Regions from separate parts of the Homo sapiens genome. Here region 2 is linked to region 1. The links are chromatin loops, found by intact Hi-C in ENCODE. Cell type or tissue: HCT116. All regions are shown on one strand. Links, peaks and the distances in the headings refer to the core of each region. The heading gives the core; the rest is flanking DNA.

Region 1 (8,340 bases), core at 141-8,140:
AGAAAGTTCAATGGCCATGTGATTGACTATATAATGATGTTCCATTTATCTAAAAATAGTACTTTGCTTAACTTACACTAACGCACCTTACAGTTATGAGACACTACCTACTTAAAATAGCATACAGTGAAAGTAGACCTAATCTACCTCCTAGTTGAGTAGTAACAAAAATGTCTAACAGTTACTGAGTTCTCAACTAAACCTATAGTATTAATATGATAATTATGTATGGAATTATGCATATAGATATTATGTATAGAAGTGTGTCTACTAATTTCTTACAATGCCACCACAGAATAATAGTATTATTCCCATTTTATAGCAGAAGAAACTGAGGCTTAGAGAGAATTTAGTGACTTGCTCAAAGTCATAAAGCTAGTAAGTGGCAGAGCTGGGATTGTAATCCCATCTATCTCCATTATTAACCACTATGCTCCCTAATAAAAAAAAATTCTCATATCATGTGTTAGCTAAGGTAACATAGGATGCATTAACAGATAAACCCCCAAATGTCAGCGATTTACCATAACATTTATCTCTCACTCATATCAAGTCCAGTTGGTAGTGGTTCATGTGGGAAGAGTCCACTCTAGCTCAACAGTTCAAGACCCAGGTAGACAGAGGCTCTGACCTCTTCAACATGTACCTCCCATGTTGTCCTGAGTGCTAAAGTCCAGCCAGCAGAAAGAAGAGAGAGAGAAAGAAGATTTTTATGATTCAGGGGTGGAAATTCCAGACATAAATTCTACCCTTATTCCATTAGACAGGAATCCATTGTATGATTGGGAAATCAAGTCTAGCTGAGTGTCTAAAAGGAAAGAGAAAGGATTTGATAGACAGCAAGACTCACACTGCTTCCAATTATAACTCCCCAATTGTTCTCAGGTGACAGGAGGCTCTGTCTCAACCTGATGACCAGAGAATGAGATGAAGATCAAGTGGATTCCACAATATTTAGTTTTTGCTGTCAATATCATGTCAGTCAGGAGAACAGATAACACTCTAGGTCTTTCAAACAATGAAAATTTAATAAAAGGAATTTATACAAGGACTGAGAAGCCAAATAGGGAACTGCAAGACTACCCAGAGATTAGAGATACAGGAGGCCAGCACCATCCCCAGGAATTGAAGGTCACTAGGATGAAGTGGTGTCATCAGAGTCCCAAAGCTGGGGCTTTTCTAGTGGGAGATGCCCAGAAGGAGGGACGGGCTATTGGGCAGGGGGTGAAGCCACAAAGGAGACCCAACTACCAAAGAGGGAGGGAGAGAGAGAAAGAGGGACTCTCTTCCTCATTGCCCCAAGTCTTCCTTTAGAGCCTCATTTTGGCTTGTAAATTAAAAACAAAATTCTAAGTACCCCAACCAACTGAATGTACCCCTCTTGGCCAAGGAAACTCCAGAGAAACTGGTTTCCCAGCCATGATGAAACAGACACACCTCATTATACCTTTTCTAATTATGGAGAATTTCTGTAATGAGATTCTGTTGGGAGGTGGAGATTCACAACTAGTATGGGAGCTGAAGGGGACAGATACTTCCTTCTTCTTCCTGGAAGAAGAGATTGAACAGATGACCAAGGCTTAGCCAATTAGATGCTCCCACCTGAGGTCTCAACTCTTGACCACCAGAAACAACTGGAGAGTTTAGAAAGTATTCACAGCACCAGCATCCACACAAGGCAGATCCAGTGGGGCCCCTGGGCAGCTCCAACAGTCATTCCAGCAGGGTGTTCTGGCTGCTCATGCCAATCATGGCTGTCTGATCCCTCTTGGTTCCTACCTGTTTTTTAAGTCTCATTCTTCAAACTTCCCTTTGATCTATGAGCTATTCATTATCTGCTTACATTAATGGGTCATTTCTATTGCTTCAACCAATGCCTGACACATCTACCAATACTTCAACTCACTCCCTCCTTTGTCGTTCTTTTCACCTGTCTGCAAACTTCAGCCTTTGTTTTTTGACTGTGTCCCCTTCTTTGTTCCCACATCCTGACTTTGGATCATTGCTGGGGAAAAAAAATCACATTCTTCAGATTGGAACCAACTGAGAAGTTCAGGCTCTATAACCTCAGGCACAATCCTTCCAGGAATCCTTAGCTCCTCATCCCATTCCCCCAAAGAGCCACTTCAATTCTTAGACATTCTTCTCAAGCCTCACTTCCATCATCTCTTGCCCTCCTCATTCCCAAGAACTTGCAGCAAACAACATAACAACAAATAGCTTGTCTCTGATTCACAGGCAAACTAGAGACCATGAGATACAAACTTGACTGAATAAACAATCACTGTATGAAATCGTTGCAGCTACACTCATTATGTAACTAGTATCTTGTGCTTCTCTTTTTCACCTTAAGGTTATTTTCCCTAAAAAACTACCAAGTATTTACATAGACCACATACACTTTTTCTGCTTAGAGAGTATGTTAATATGTGTGTACTGTGTGTGTGTGTGTGTGTGTGTGTGTGTGCATGAACGTATGACACACGTTTCATCTTTTTGTTGGAATAAACTCTCCCTTTCTGTTTTTTTTATTTTGTCCTATAAATGGAGCAGCTATAACTGGTGTCATTTCTTTTTAGTTAATTCCTTTAGGATATATTTCCAAAATAGAATTATTGGGTTAAAGGGCATAAAGAATTTTTAGAGAGCCAGCTGCATAATGCGAATTTATTCTCCAGAAAGACGTAACCCTTCTGCAGTGGAAAAGCATATTTTCTTTTCCGATGGTGATGGTGTAGCCCTGGCTACACTGGACATTATTATTGCTATTAATTTTGTTTCCTGTTTTATATTCCTTTTATTCTATTGGCTCATAGACTCTTTTTCTATGAGATAATATACTATCTGTTGTTTTGGATCACCTGTAATCATCTACTAAATGTATTCTACCTGTAATTCTTACATGCATGTGCTCATTATGTTTGAATAATGAGGTTTTTATCAGATGTTTAGTGTATTTCCTCTACCTTGTTTACTTCTTTCAATATTTATTTTAATACAGCACGTGTATGGAAATTTTAGTTTGACTTGACATATTTGATCATATGCATTGCATCTCTGGTCATAGCCTGTACTTCTTAAAACTTCAAATAGGCTGGGCACAGTGGCTCACACCTATAATCCCAGCACTTTGGAAGGCTAAAGCAGGAGGATGGCTTGAGTCTAGGCATTTGAGACAAGCCTGGGCAACATAGAAAGAACTCTCTCTACAAAAAATACAAAAATTAGCTGAGTATGGTGGTGCCCACCTGTAGTCCCAGCTACTAGGGAAGCTGAGGTGGGAGGATCACTTGAGTCTGGGAGGCCGAGGCTGCAGTGATCCATGATAGTGCTATGGAACTCCAGTCTGGGCACCAGAGCGAGACCCCGTCTGAAAAAAAAAAAGAAAGAAAAAAGTTTAAAATACTTATTTCTCCTCCACAGCTGAATTACATTTGGTATGATGTTTTCAAAAGATTTTTTTTCATTAACAGTTGCCATGAAATATTTAACTGTTTGACCTATCTGAAATTCACTTCAAAATACCATATGAAATATGGATCAAATTTAATTTTTCTCCATGCTGTTATCTGTTTGCTTGACAATATTTATCAAACAGTGATTTATCCCCCACCCCCACTACCAGCACTTTTTAAAACTCCTGACAATGATTTTTTGATCCAATATTTTTCATTGTGCAGTCAAAGGAATTAATCACTGGAGGCAACTAATATAGGCCTGAAAGCTTTCCTTTGAGAAGCAGGGATTTTTGGCTCCAAAAATCCCACTGGTCAGCACATGGAAAGTTAGGCCTAAAGGGATTTAAAAATTATTTTGTTCAACTCCTCTCTTCTATTACAAATGAGGAAACTGAGGCACCAAGGAATTAAATACAGTACAAGTCACTCTGCAAGAGATGTGGGAAAATAATGGAGAATTAAGGCAAGTAACTAGAAATTAGGGACATGGATTTCAGATAAAAAATAAGCAAAAAAAATGCTGCTAATATATACTAATAATGTATAGAAATACACAGCTAATAATAAAATATAGCACTACTAATAAAAATATACAGCTAATAATAATGGCAGCTACCAGTAACCGAAGATGTACTGTAGGCCAAGCACTGTGCATCTCTTTGAAGGCCCATGCTGACTCGTTAGGATATGTATTATTATTCCCATTCCTGTCCCTAGTAATTTGCCCAAGGGCTGCCACCAAGTGGCAGGAAGCAGGTCCCAGCTCTGTTTCCCTGACTCAGAAGGAAGCATTTTTCCACTGCACCACACTGCCTCCCAGCTACCTGGTGATAAAAAGCAAGGCATGCCAACCAAGCTCCCACTGAAGAACCTACTCCATTAAAACAAAAACCAATCATCTACTAACTTCGTTTGAAACTGATTAAAAGAGCCATCCCAATTACTAAAATTGTGTGACCTGGGACAAATCAAGTGACCACTTTAGAACTCGATTAACTCAGCTGTCAAAAAAGGGCAACAGACAAGATGATCTCTAAAGTCTCTTTCAGTTTTAATATCCTAGGATTCTAATTTCCACTGTCCACTTTTCATTCTTCCATAAGTAATAAAAATAGGAAGAGTACAAATTTCAAAAAGAAGTAGAACCCATTTTGATTTTATTAAAAATATGTTTCCAAAGCATAATTTTAGGGCCAATAAAATTCTTTATGTGAATTAAGTTTAAAATGGTCATAAAAAAATGAAAATAATAGATTAACTAAACTATTTAACAATTATTTTAAACTAACATGTAATACAAAAAAACTGATTTAACAGATTATTTGAAATACAATGGTACTATAAGATGATATGGGTGAATAAATATTATGTTTGACTTAAGGTTAAAAAATAATAGTAATAATAAACAAGTGCCCTCTTAGTTAACAAGGAATACGTTTTATTTAAGTAGATTGTAATGCCTGGTCAAAAAATATATATTTATTAATTCCAAACTACTAATGCTATAACTTCAACTTTTCTTTTTTAGCAATTATTGACTAAATTGTAATTTTTGCTTACATTATTTTCATAGAATATTGTGTAATATACACATTAAATGAAAGCATGTGTTAAATATTCAGGCTAAACATGGTAGTCCCCATTAAATCTTAGATCTTAGTAGGTTTTTCCTTTTTGAAAAGAAATCGAATTCTGGAATGCTTTCCCATCACTGCTGTTAATACAGGCCAAAAGAGGTATCCCATGACAAGCATTTCTGTAGTTGTACCTTAAATCTTCCAAGAAAGGAGCCTAAGGTATCCCATATGTTGAAAAGAAATAGATATTAAGATAAAAAGGAAATAGAGATTTAAAAAAAACTAAACTAAGTCACATTATGAAATGGAAATTTAAAAATCCTTACCTGGAGTTTTCTAAAAATAAAATACTTTGTACTGAGTAAGAATAGACACAGAACACCAAACAAAATGCCTCTTCGTGGTGTGATTCTATGAGTTTTTAGTATTTTTTAAGTCCACATTTTTCTAGTCAAAATCTTTAGCAATATGAGACATATTGCCTGAAGAGGGCACCCTTTCCTTTAACACCAAAATCTATTTGCTAAACCCCTAATATGTAAACAAACCTGTGGGATAAAAGCACTATATCAACTTCATTTTCAGTAGCAACGCTGTTCCAAATTAAGTTAAATTTTTAGTCAAATATACATATATAAGCGTATATTATTTATATAAATAATACAGCTTCAAGCATGAGAAGAAAAATGACTCCTGTATGCCCAGGATTAAATTTAGGAAATAGAAACATTCCAGTAACTTGGAGGTTCCCATATGCTTCTCCCAGTGTACCTTCGTCTCTCATCCTTAAGGGAATCACTTTTCTGAATTTTGTCTTTACAATTCCCTTGCCTTTCTTTATAGCTCTGGGGTTTGTTTGTTTGTTTGTTTGTTTGTTTGTTTGTTTTGAGATAGCTGGAGTTCACTGGTGTGATCTCAGCTCACTGCAGCCTCTGCCTCCTGGGTTCAAGCAATTTTCGTGCTTTAGCCTCCAGAGTAGCTGGGATTACAGGTGTGAGCCACCTCGCCTGGCTAATTTTTGTATTTTTAGTAGAAACAGGGTTTCGCCATGTTGGCCAGGCTGGTCTCAAACTCCTGACCTAAATCTATCTGCCTGCCTGAGCCTCCCAAAGTGCGGGGATTACAGGTGCAGGGATTACAGGCTTCCCAAAGTGCTGGGATTACAGGCCGCCTCTGGCCTCTTTATAGTTTTATTAGCCATATATTGTTTAATTTTGCCTTCTTTAACCTTACTATAACTGTATCAGGCTGTATGAATTCTTCTGTGACTTCCTTTTTTGATCAATATTAAGTGATTCAGATCCAATCATACTGATACATGTATCACACTGATACTGGTACATGCATTTTTGGCACTGTGCAGTGTTCCATTCTATGACTATATCAGAAATTTTTACTTATTACCTATGCTTCCATGGTAGACTTTTTGTTTTGTTGCTGTTACAGGTAACACTGCTGTGAACTGTTATGCATGAGCCTGGCAGCACATATACACAACAGTTCCTTTAAGACAGAGATGGGCAAAGCATGACTCCCACAGGACGAACCCAGCCCACTGCCTGTTTTGGTATGGCCCACAGCTAAGAGTAACTTTTACATTTTAAACGGGTGTAAAAAAAGAAAAAGGAAGAGAAGAGTGTTTTGTGACATGTGAAAATTATATGAAATCTAAATTTCAGTATCCACAAATGAAGTTCCATTGAACACAAACACACCTAGTCACTTACATGTTGTCTATGGCACAGATCTCCGGAAGCCCAAAACTTTTATAACACTATCTCAGCTTTTACAGAAAATGTTTGCAGATCCCTGCTGTAGGTTAAAAATGCCCTAAGATGGACATTTGTGTTTCAGGTGTAGAGGGGAGAGTGAGTGAACAGGGAGGGGGTCTTTTGTCTATTGGTCTCCCTGGACTGAAGAGAGGGAGAATAGAAACCAAACACTAGGATTCTCAAAATGGTTTATTACCCAGAACTCTCTGTCTGGGTCAGTCAAGAACCATTTTCAAACAAGGAGATGGAGGGAATTTTTAATTTTTAATTTTTTCTTTCCATCTTCTAAGAAGGTGTTGGTACTCTGTTTCCCTGAATGTTGTTCTCTAGACTGGATTGATTTGTTTTCCTTGTGTCTTCAGTGCAGTTTTCTTCCTCAATGGTGTAGGTTGAGTGAATGCTGCCGTAGTGTGTGAGAGACTAGTGTCTCACCAGCTGGCACTTAAAGACATACAGTCACAGTAGCGTGACTGACACTCATAGACGTGCGGTGACAGTAGCAAGAGCAATCACAAAACTGTAATTTACTTACCAAATTTCTTCTTTTCCATTACCTCGCCTGCCTGTTTAGAGAAAGAGAAAGAATAATTTTAAAGGGATTTTGAGGTGTCTTTTTGGATCCTTATTGTTTCAAAGGGAATTTGGTGGGGCGGTGGGGAGGCAAACTCTTTTTAAATAAATTCCCTCTGAAAAAAAAAATCCAAAACACTGGCATCTGAGTAGGAATATGAAAATTACGCCTTTTCCAAAAATTAAGAAAAAATGTCTTTACAAAATAAGAATAATTTTTGAAAGGTAGAACACTCTTTTTTATTGGCAGTTTTGATAAGCAAGGCATAGATTTTACATTTTTGTCCTTGCTTCCACTGAAATGGGATAAACAAAAATAAAATACCATCTATTCATGGAATGTTGTGTTAGCCAGTCTGAAACCCCATCCTAATTTTTATATAGCCATCTTTTAGCTCTTCCTTTGACAGAGCAGGCCTTGTTTGGAATTGTTCTGCTTCTGACTGTTAAATATCTGTAAACCAAAAATAAAATTCTAAGCCCCACCCGCCCCCCAACCATCTGAATGGACTTCCTGCCAGGGCACTCTAAAATTTATCCTGAAAGACTGGTTCAGGCCGTGATGGGAAGTGGAGGATAAACAGGCCTCATTGTATCCCTCCAGCTTTAACATCAACACAGACCTTAAGTCTGAAAAGAAACATTTACGATCCATTCTCTCTGAATCCTGCTACCTGTAGGCTTCATCTGCACACTAAACTTTGGTCTCCACAACCTCTTTCAACCAATTACCAATCAGAAACTTTTTAAATCTACCTACAACCTGGAAGCCCTCGCCTTCCTGCACGTTTCAAGTTTTCCCACCTTTCTGGACCGGACCAGTGTATATGTTAAATGTGTTTGATTGATGTCTCATGTGTTCCTGAAATGTGTAAAATCAAGCTGCGCTCCAACCACCTTGGGCACATGTTCTCAGGATCTCCTGAAGATTTATTCTTATGTGCAGAATAAATCTCTTCAAAG
Region 2 (8,340 bases), core at 136-8,135, 360 kb after region 1:
AGAATTCACTCACCACCCTCCCCCAGGGAGAGCATCAACCTATCCACAAGAGACCCATCCCCATGACCCAAACACCTCCCATTTGGCCCACCTCCAACATTGGGGATCAAGTTTCAACATGAGATTTGGAGGAGACAAGCATCCAAACTATAGCACCCACCTTCAGGAGCTGGGCATGTAATACTCAGGAGAAGGTCAACTGCAAGCCACACCCCTGGGAAGAGGCACACCCTCTTATGTAATGCAACAGCCACAGCCTCCGGACTTCATTCCTATCTCATATCCAGAGTTTAAGTGCAGCAGAGGAGTAAAACCTGACTCTAGAAGCTTAAGTGCTTTCCAGGTGTTAATACTGCCTTGCAGAATGCCTTGGGAGAGCTCAATTGTACATTACATTCCTTATGAACACAGTTCCTGTGTGTCATGCTCCTTAGAGGGTATCTGATGAGAGAAGCTTACTGCTGGCAGGTGCTGTAGGAATCCCTTTCTTCAGACAGGACCTTGCCTTGGGTCCTCCATGGCCTGTGAAAGTCTTCAAGGGTCTAACCTCTTGTTCTCTCTTTTATGTGCCTCCCTCTCCCCAACTTGAGAGAGTCTCACTATAACCCCAGAACACCATTCAATTTCCACTTCATTGTAGACTGAGTCTTTATTACCAGATGTCAAGGTGTTTTTTACTGAAGCATCAACGTCACTTTTTCAGACAGATGGTCTTTTAAAACCCCAAGGCAGGGAGAAGTATGGAAAAGCTGTATCTACAGAGAGGTGATTTCATTCTTAACTTATGTTTTTCTTCATTAGATGCCAAAGAAATACTTCTTGAACTCATGATCTCCACTGCTACCATATTGGTTCAGGCCACCATTCTCTTTGGGCTGGACCAGTGCAATCTTTTTCAATGGTTTTATTTGCTTCCAGCCCTTCTCCAACCATACTCATCCAGGTGATCGAAACACACACACACACACACACACACACCTGACCTTGTCCCTCCCCACCACTGCTGAACTCCACCTACTTTCAGTCCTGCAATGACACTGGCTGTCTTTCAGATTCCCAAATCTGCACAAACCCATTCCTTCCTCTGTCAGAGCCTTTGTCTGGACTGCTTCTCCTGCCTTTCCTTCTTTGAAATTGACTCCTTTAACTTCAGATCTCAGCTCAAGCATCGCTTCCTGTAAAAGCGTTTCACAAACTCCAGGCTAGAACAATTTCCTTGCAATATGTTCTTTTAACACTTGGTAGTTTCTTTCCATTTCATTGATCAGAATGACTGCTTATATATTTTTCTGGGTGACTACTTGATTAATGTCTGTCTTTTCACTAGATTATAAGTGACATGAGAATAAGGACTGTGCCCATTTTGGTCACCATTATATCCTTAATACCTAGCACAGAGCCCAACACAAAAATGCGTTATTAATAGATATTTGTCAAATACTTTTACTTGAATAGATATGTGAACTTGGCTCCCAGGAGTTTATCATCAGCTAGGAGAGAAAAAGATTGCTCTTTATTCCCCAAAGCCCTTTTCAAATGTCATCCTCATCGTGAGGTTTCCCTGTGCAATCCCCTTTCCTCCTCTCCACCCCTGGACAGAATAACCTTCTTCCAGCGCAGGCCCCAGCATGCTCTGTTGTTCCTTAGTATTCCCTTCTTGGGCTTTTGGAAGAAGACTGGTCTGCCTTCATCCAAATCTTTCAACTGGACAGATCCACCTGGATACCTGCATCAGTTTCTTAGGGCTGCCAATATAAAGTACCAGAAACTGGGTGGCTTTAAACAACAATTCACCATCTCACAGTTCAGGAGGTTAGAAGTCTGAAATTGGAAAGTCCGCAGGGCCATGCCCCCTCTGAAGCCTGTTAGGGAGAATCCTTCTGACATCTTCTAGCTTCTGGAGTTTGCTGCCAATCTTTGATATTTCTTGGCCTGTAGGTGCATCACTCCAATCTCTGCCTCCATGATCACATGACTGTCTTCTTATAAGGACACCAGTCATATTAAGGCCCACACTACTCCAAGAGGACCTCATTTTAACAAACTATATCTGCAACTCCCCTACTTCCAAATAAGGTCACATCTTGAGACATTGAGGATTGTGACTTGAATACATCTTTTGGGAGGACACAGTTCAACACATAGCAATAGGCAGTGGGTAACTCAAACTCACCAGATCTCAAATTGGCCTCCATGTCTTTTCCCCGGACTCACTCATTTTCCTGTACTCCTTATCCTGATTGGGGGCACTAGGCCCTAAAGCAGAAACCTGGAAGTCATTCTATTCTTCTCCTTCTTTTATATCTACATAGTCATGATGTTCTAACAAGTATCTCTTTAAGAGTTCTCATATTCATCCCCCAAATCCCTGTTTTAGTTTCTTCATCATTTTTAACCTATGCAACTATAAGAATCAAACTAGTTTTTCTATCTCTTGTTTCAACCCCCTCTAACTCATTCTCTGCATTGCTGCATGAGACTTTTTTTTTTTTTTTTTTTTTTTTTTTGAGATGGAGTCTCGCTCTGTCGCCCAGGCTGGAGTGCAATGACGCGATCTCGGCTCACTGCAACCTCCACCTCCCAGGTTCAAGTGACTCTCTCGTCTCAGCCTCCCAAGTAGCTGGGACTATAGGTGCCCGCCACCATGCCTAGCTAATTTTTGTGTTTTTAGTAGAGACAGGGTTTCACCATGTTAGCCAGGCTGGTCTCCAACTCCTGACCTCAGGTGATCCGCCCACCTCGGCCTCCCAAAGTGCTGGGATTACAGGCGTGAGCCACCGTGCCTGGCTGAGACATTTTTAAAACACAAGTATTACCATGATACCATGTTTAGAACTCTTCTCAAGCTCTGCTCTGCACATAAGGTGGTCCAAATTCCTATGCAGAGCACATGAGATTTCATCATCTCATCCCTACTTTTCCGAGCTCCTCTTTAGACATTTCCTCTTGCAATCTCTTCTCCAGTCATTGTGAACCATTCACAGTTCCCTAAACCCAGGAAACAGTTTCATGCCTTGTGCTTGTAGCAGAGACATTTATTACTCATGGAATAGCCATGTGTTCCTGTACATTTTGCAACTCCGGGAGGCATGTGATTAGTTCTGGCCAATGGGCTGTGGATGAAAATTTTATGTGTCACCTCTGAGCTGAAGCATTGAAGAGCCAGTGTGCTAAATTCCAGCTTTTTTTGTTTTCCTGCAATGCCAGCTTACAAACCACATGTTCCAGGTGGTACAGCTGGACCCTCTAGCTTGGGTCCCCAAGTGACTGTGTGGAGCAGGGCCCTGCTCCTTACTCCTCCTGTCCAGCTGACCTGATTAGGCAGGTGACCTGAGTGAGAAATAAACTTCAGCTATCTTCAGCTACGAAGGCTTCAGGGTCATATTATTACCAAAGCATAACCTAGGCTTTCCTGACTCATGCTTTTGTACAAGCTCTTCCCTTTGCCTAACATGACCCCCTTCAGCTGCCTGGGAAAGTCTTACTGATCATTCCAGCCCCATTGATCTTCTCTTCTGTGAAACCTGATCTGAGTCATTGCAAAAGAAAGCTAACTACTTCCTCCTGTGCTCCCATGGCAACTTGTAAACAATGCTGACATCATCCTCATCGCTGGTTATCATAACAATTTAATATCCATCAATTCATATGGTACTAGATCATGGGTGCATTGAGGGCAGGGACTGTGTGTCCATCCAGCTATCAAATTTGTATCTCCAGCACCCCACAGAAGGATTTGCATACAGACGATACCCAATCCAATGAATGATGAATGAATAAAAAACTGACTAAATGTAATCTGTACAGAATAGGCTTTTGGCTGAGCATGATGGGGGAGGTCTGGGTCATACAGTGAAAACACTGTATGGGACTCTATAGTTTGCAGACATTAGAAGACAATAATTGCCATTTTGAGCTTATGTTGAATTCATATTGGCCTGTATAATGTGTATTACTATAGAAAATAAAACTTTCATACATACAATCAGGAAGGTGATTCTTCAAAGAGTGTCTAAAAATTAATTATGACTCATGAGTGAGTGCACGAGAGTGGAATCAATGTGGGTCCTGTTAGTGGAGAGTGTTTATTTAGGAAACAACACTGCACATGTGTAACAGCCAGAATGACGATTAAGATCACGTGTAACTGGCACATTACAAAAAGGTGGAAAGGACACTGTGAACAAAATGCAACTCTATCTATCATCTGTCTACCTATCTATCATCTCTCGATTTATCTACCTACCTATCATCTATCAATCTATTATCTATCATCTATTAGCTATTATCTATCTATCTTCTGTCTATCATCTATCTATCATCTACCTATTATCTATCATCTATCTACTATCTATCATCTATCTACCTATCATCTGTCTATTATCTATCTATCTATCAATCTATCTATTATCTATCTATCATCTATCTATCTATCTATCTATCTATCAATCATCTATCTATCTTCTATCATCACCTATAAATCCCATGACAGCAGTAGGGGCAGATCTAAGTTTTGTGGGGCCTCTCATTGCCTCTTTAAATTAATTCTATTGGGTAGGGGCAGCATTCCTCTACCCCTGCTGATGACTTGGGTAGACCAGAGATCTCAAGGTCACATTCAGACAATAAAATATCCTTTGAATTGCACAAAATGGCCTCCATTCAGATTTTAGCATTCCAAGTTGCAGATAATAGTTAAAACTTCAGAAACAATTTAGCTTTAAATCTTCTTTCCTTCCCTGGCTGGGACCTGTCTCACCCAGGAAGTCTGCCCTGGGAAGGGGTCATGGCCCTCTTCCTTTCCCCTCCCTCTGCTCACCTCCTTCCCTTTGTTTGCTGCTATTTCCCTCCATTCCTGGAATGAAGCCCAGAAAGGGGAGAGGTATGAGGATGAAACAGCTCTCATGTGGCTGGGCAGCCTAAGGCTTTTGGGCCGGACAGCTGGCCTCCCTGGAGCAGCCTGGCTGATGATTAAAGCTGACCCTGCCATGAGCTCCACAAAGGCCTCCAGCTGGGCTGCTCTCGCCTGTGGTTCCATTGACCCAGGCTGAAGCACCTCTGTCCCTTCAGGTGGTCTCATGTGATTCTTTCCCCAGCTCCTGGGATTCTGGAGGTGCCACGTCCAGTCCCTCTGCTGAGGTCTTCAGTCCATGCCTTTAAGCCCCAAGACCACCCCACACTACCCCACACCTGCTTCTTTTCCCACGGGGCCCTCATCTGGTCTTGGGACATGCTGCTTGCTCTGCCACAATAGTATCCATCGGTTAAAATATTTTGGCGCTGTCCTATGTCCTTTGCATTTATTACCTAATTAATAATGCTCACAACCAAGTAGGTACATTTGGCAGGCTGTATCCATGGGTATTTCCTGTAAAATTTCTGTCCCTGGTTTTGCCATCATGAAACACTGTGTGCACATTTCATTTGTCATTGATTTTGGCTGCAGAAACAGGAATCAGGAGATTGAGGCTTTATCTTGGCTTGACCATGAACTCACTGTAAAGCTTACGGCAAGTCAGCCATATCTCTGGGCCTCAGTTTCCACAGCAATAAAATAGGGAAGTGGAATGGATTCATCCTTACAAGGTTCCTTTTCTTTTCTTTTTTTTTTTCTTTTGAGACAGAGTCTCGCACTATCGCCTGAACTGGAGTGCAGTGGTGCAATCTTGGCTCACTGCAACCTGTGCCTCTCAGGTTCAAGCGAGTCTCCTGCCTCAGCCTTCCAAGTAGTTGGACTACAGGTGCACCACCACACCCAGCTAATATTTGTATTTTTAGTAGAGATAGGATTTCAGCATGTTGGCCAGGCTGGTCTCAAACTCCTGACCTTGTGATTCACCTGTCTCGGCCTCCCAAGGTGCTGTGATTACAGGTGTGAGCCATGGTGCCCAGCCCCAAGGTTCCTTTTCACAGTAAAAGTCCATGATTTAAGAAATAATTCTAGGATAAAGAAATGCGTGTAGGCTTGGGGATAGGAGGGGAAAGGCTAGTTAGGATGTGGGGTTCAAGGATTTAAGTAATCCTTAAAGGTCCTAAGCATCCTTCAATATTGAACAAACTTAAATATGGATCTAAAATGCCTTGGAATCTAGGGCTTTGTCAATTGCTTCTTTCACAACTCTAATGAGAAATCTCATTAAAAAGAGAGGTTTCAGTCCATGGTTTTGAGAAACTTAAAAACATTTGTCTGCCTGACTCATTAACTCCACTACCAGAAATAGATTCTAAGAAATAATCAGAAGCTTACACAAAGGTTTGTGTATAAGACAGTGAGTCACCATGATCTTTAGAGTAGTAAAAGGTAGAAACAACTCCCTTTGTTCCATCTCTGCTCACACGACACCTCCTTAGAGAGGGTCTTGACCTGGACAAATAAAGTGGCCCCTGTCTTCTTACCATGCCTTTATTTGTTATGTCATAAGACGATCACCATGTGATGAAGTATATATTTATTTGTTAATGTGTTTGCTTTCTTTCTCACAACTAGGATGTCAGCCCCATGAGAGCAGTAGGGGAAGATCCAAGTTTTGTGTGACCCGAAGCACATATAAATCTGAGGCCTGTTTTAAGAAAAACAATTTTTAAAAAAGAATATAAAATTAGACATGAGAATGAACACTGATTTAGAAAGGGAAGAAAAGGTCTGTCATTCATTAGCCTTGTGGTGATTCTGCCATAGAGGGGCAAAGGCTTGGTCTGTCTTTTTCACAGCTACATCCTGATGACCTGAAACAGTACCTGGCACATAGTAGGTGCTCAAGAAATACTTGTGGAAAGAAAGAGTGCCCAAAAAGAGAGAACTGGTTAAATAAACGAGCAAAAGAGGAGGAGAGAGCCTATATAATTTGACCTCAAACACAATAAGCAACTGAAAGAACTGGATTTGAACACAGATCTGTTCTCTCCTTCTTTTTGAGTTTGTGACTACCCAGCCAAACTCCGTTCCCAGCCTCCCTTGCAGCTAGGTGTGCCCATGTGATGAAATTCTTGCAAGTTAAATGTGACCGGAAATGATGATGCCACTTCTTGGCCTCAGTCTTAAGACCATGGGTATGCTTCCTCTCCATGCTGGATACAATTTGGATGTGGTGATGACTTAGTTGGACAAGATTCTGAGGGGGATGGTAAAGCAATACATTGGAAAGAACCAGTCTTCCTGAAGGTAAAGGACAGAGTTTCCTCCCTGACCTGCATAGTTCACATCAGGATTGTGATGTGACAGAGAAATAATCTTTATTGTTCTCTAAGTCATGGTATTTTGGGCTCTTTGTTACAGCAGCTTAGCCTTGTGCCAATAGTTTTTGTTTGTTTGTTTGTTTTTTGAGACAAGGTCTCACTCTGTCACCCAGGCTGGAGTGCAGTGGTATGATCTTGGCTCACTGCAACCTCCACCTTATGGGTTCAAGCAATTCTTCTGCCTCAGCCTCCAGAGTGGCTGGGATGATAGGGATGTGCCACCATGCCCTGGGTAATTTTTCTATTTTTGGTAGAGACAAGGTTTTGCCGTGTTGGCCAGGCTGGTCTCAAACTCCTGGCCTCAAGTGATCGGCCCTCCTTGGCCTCCCAAAGTGCTGGGATTACAGGTGTGAGCCACCGCCCCCAGTCTACAGTTTCTTTTTCCCAAATTAAAAGTTGTATTTATTTCATATTAGTCTACTTATTTTTATTTATCTATTTTTATAAATTGACAAATGATAATGAATACAGTTTTTCTACTCAGGCCTTTTGCAGTGCATTCTACTGCCTTCTAGCAACACTGCTAGAAATAGGGCGAGTGAGTTATTTACCGTCAGGCCTGAGAGATGCTGTGTGGTTTTCTCCTGGCTGTTCCCAATGCTTCTCTTCCCTGGTAATATGAACAATGGCTGTGAGTCTGGTACTGTGCTAAATGCTTTCCATGAAATAATTTACTCAATCCTTACCTTTTGAGTAGATAGTTGTATTATCTCCACTTTACAATGAACAAACTGAGGCACAGAAAGTGTAAGCAACCCACCTAAGTAAGTGTGAGGGCTGGGATGTGGACACGGGAAGGCTGGTCCCATAACTGACTTTCCCGGTCACCATGCTCTGTTCTTCTTGTCTTGCTTCTTCTGCTCCCTTCCTCTCTTGCAGATCCCTTCAACTCCCCTCCATCATGAATAGGCCAATAGGGGCACCCAATGGCTATAAATAAAAAGAGGTTCCTGCCTCTCTCTGTCAATTGTTCCACATTTATGTCTATTTGGTGTCTTCATGGGATATTAAGGACTCTGGCATTTGATGAATGTCCTTCGGTACCAATCAGTCCAGCATCTCTTTGGGCACACTGGGCACACTGGAGAGAGCCCTGGACTGGGA

What was found. A loop is a pair of places that touch in the nucleus more often than their neighbours do. Peaks named below come from ENCODE experiments on the same cell type or tissue, not always from the same donor. Only the 100,000 strongest peaks of a DNase experiment are listed, where the experiment ranks them.
Region 2: it touches region 1 in a loop (5-fold over the local background); 6 of 110 quality-filtered maps call a loop at or near these places.

What each region holds. Positions count from the first base shown.
Region 1 is chr4:37,798,034-37,806,373 of GRCh38, forward strand. No RefSeq gene overlaps it. Among named protein-coding and RNA genes, the nearest start is that of PGM2, 24 kb to the right of the region's middle. In HCT116, for the core only: CTCF peaks have their summits at 4,244 (motif pointing left) and 5,523 (motif pointing right); DNase peaks (open chromatin) are centred at 4,238 and 5,537; H3K4me3 peaks cover 406 bases.
Region 2 is chr4:38,157,562-38,165,901 of GRCh38, forward strand. It overlaps LOC124900693 (a long non-coding RNA gene), which reads left to right. Exons shown (of 2, transcript XR_007058099.1): 2 at 1-3,985. Among named protein-coding and RNA genes, the nearest start is that of PTTG2, 200 kb to the left of the region's middle. RefSeq lists a silencer at 27-321 and an enhancer at 3,286-3,787. In HCT116, for the core only: no CTCF peak of the experiment used is centred there; DNase peaks (open chromatin) are centred at 3,117, 3,540 and 4,910; H3K27ac peaks cover 2,283 bases.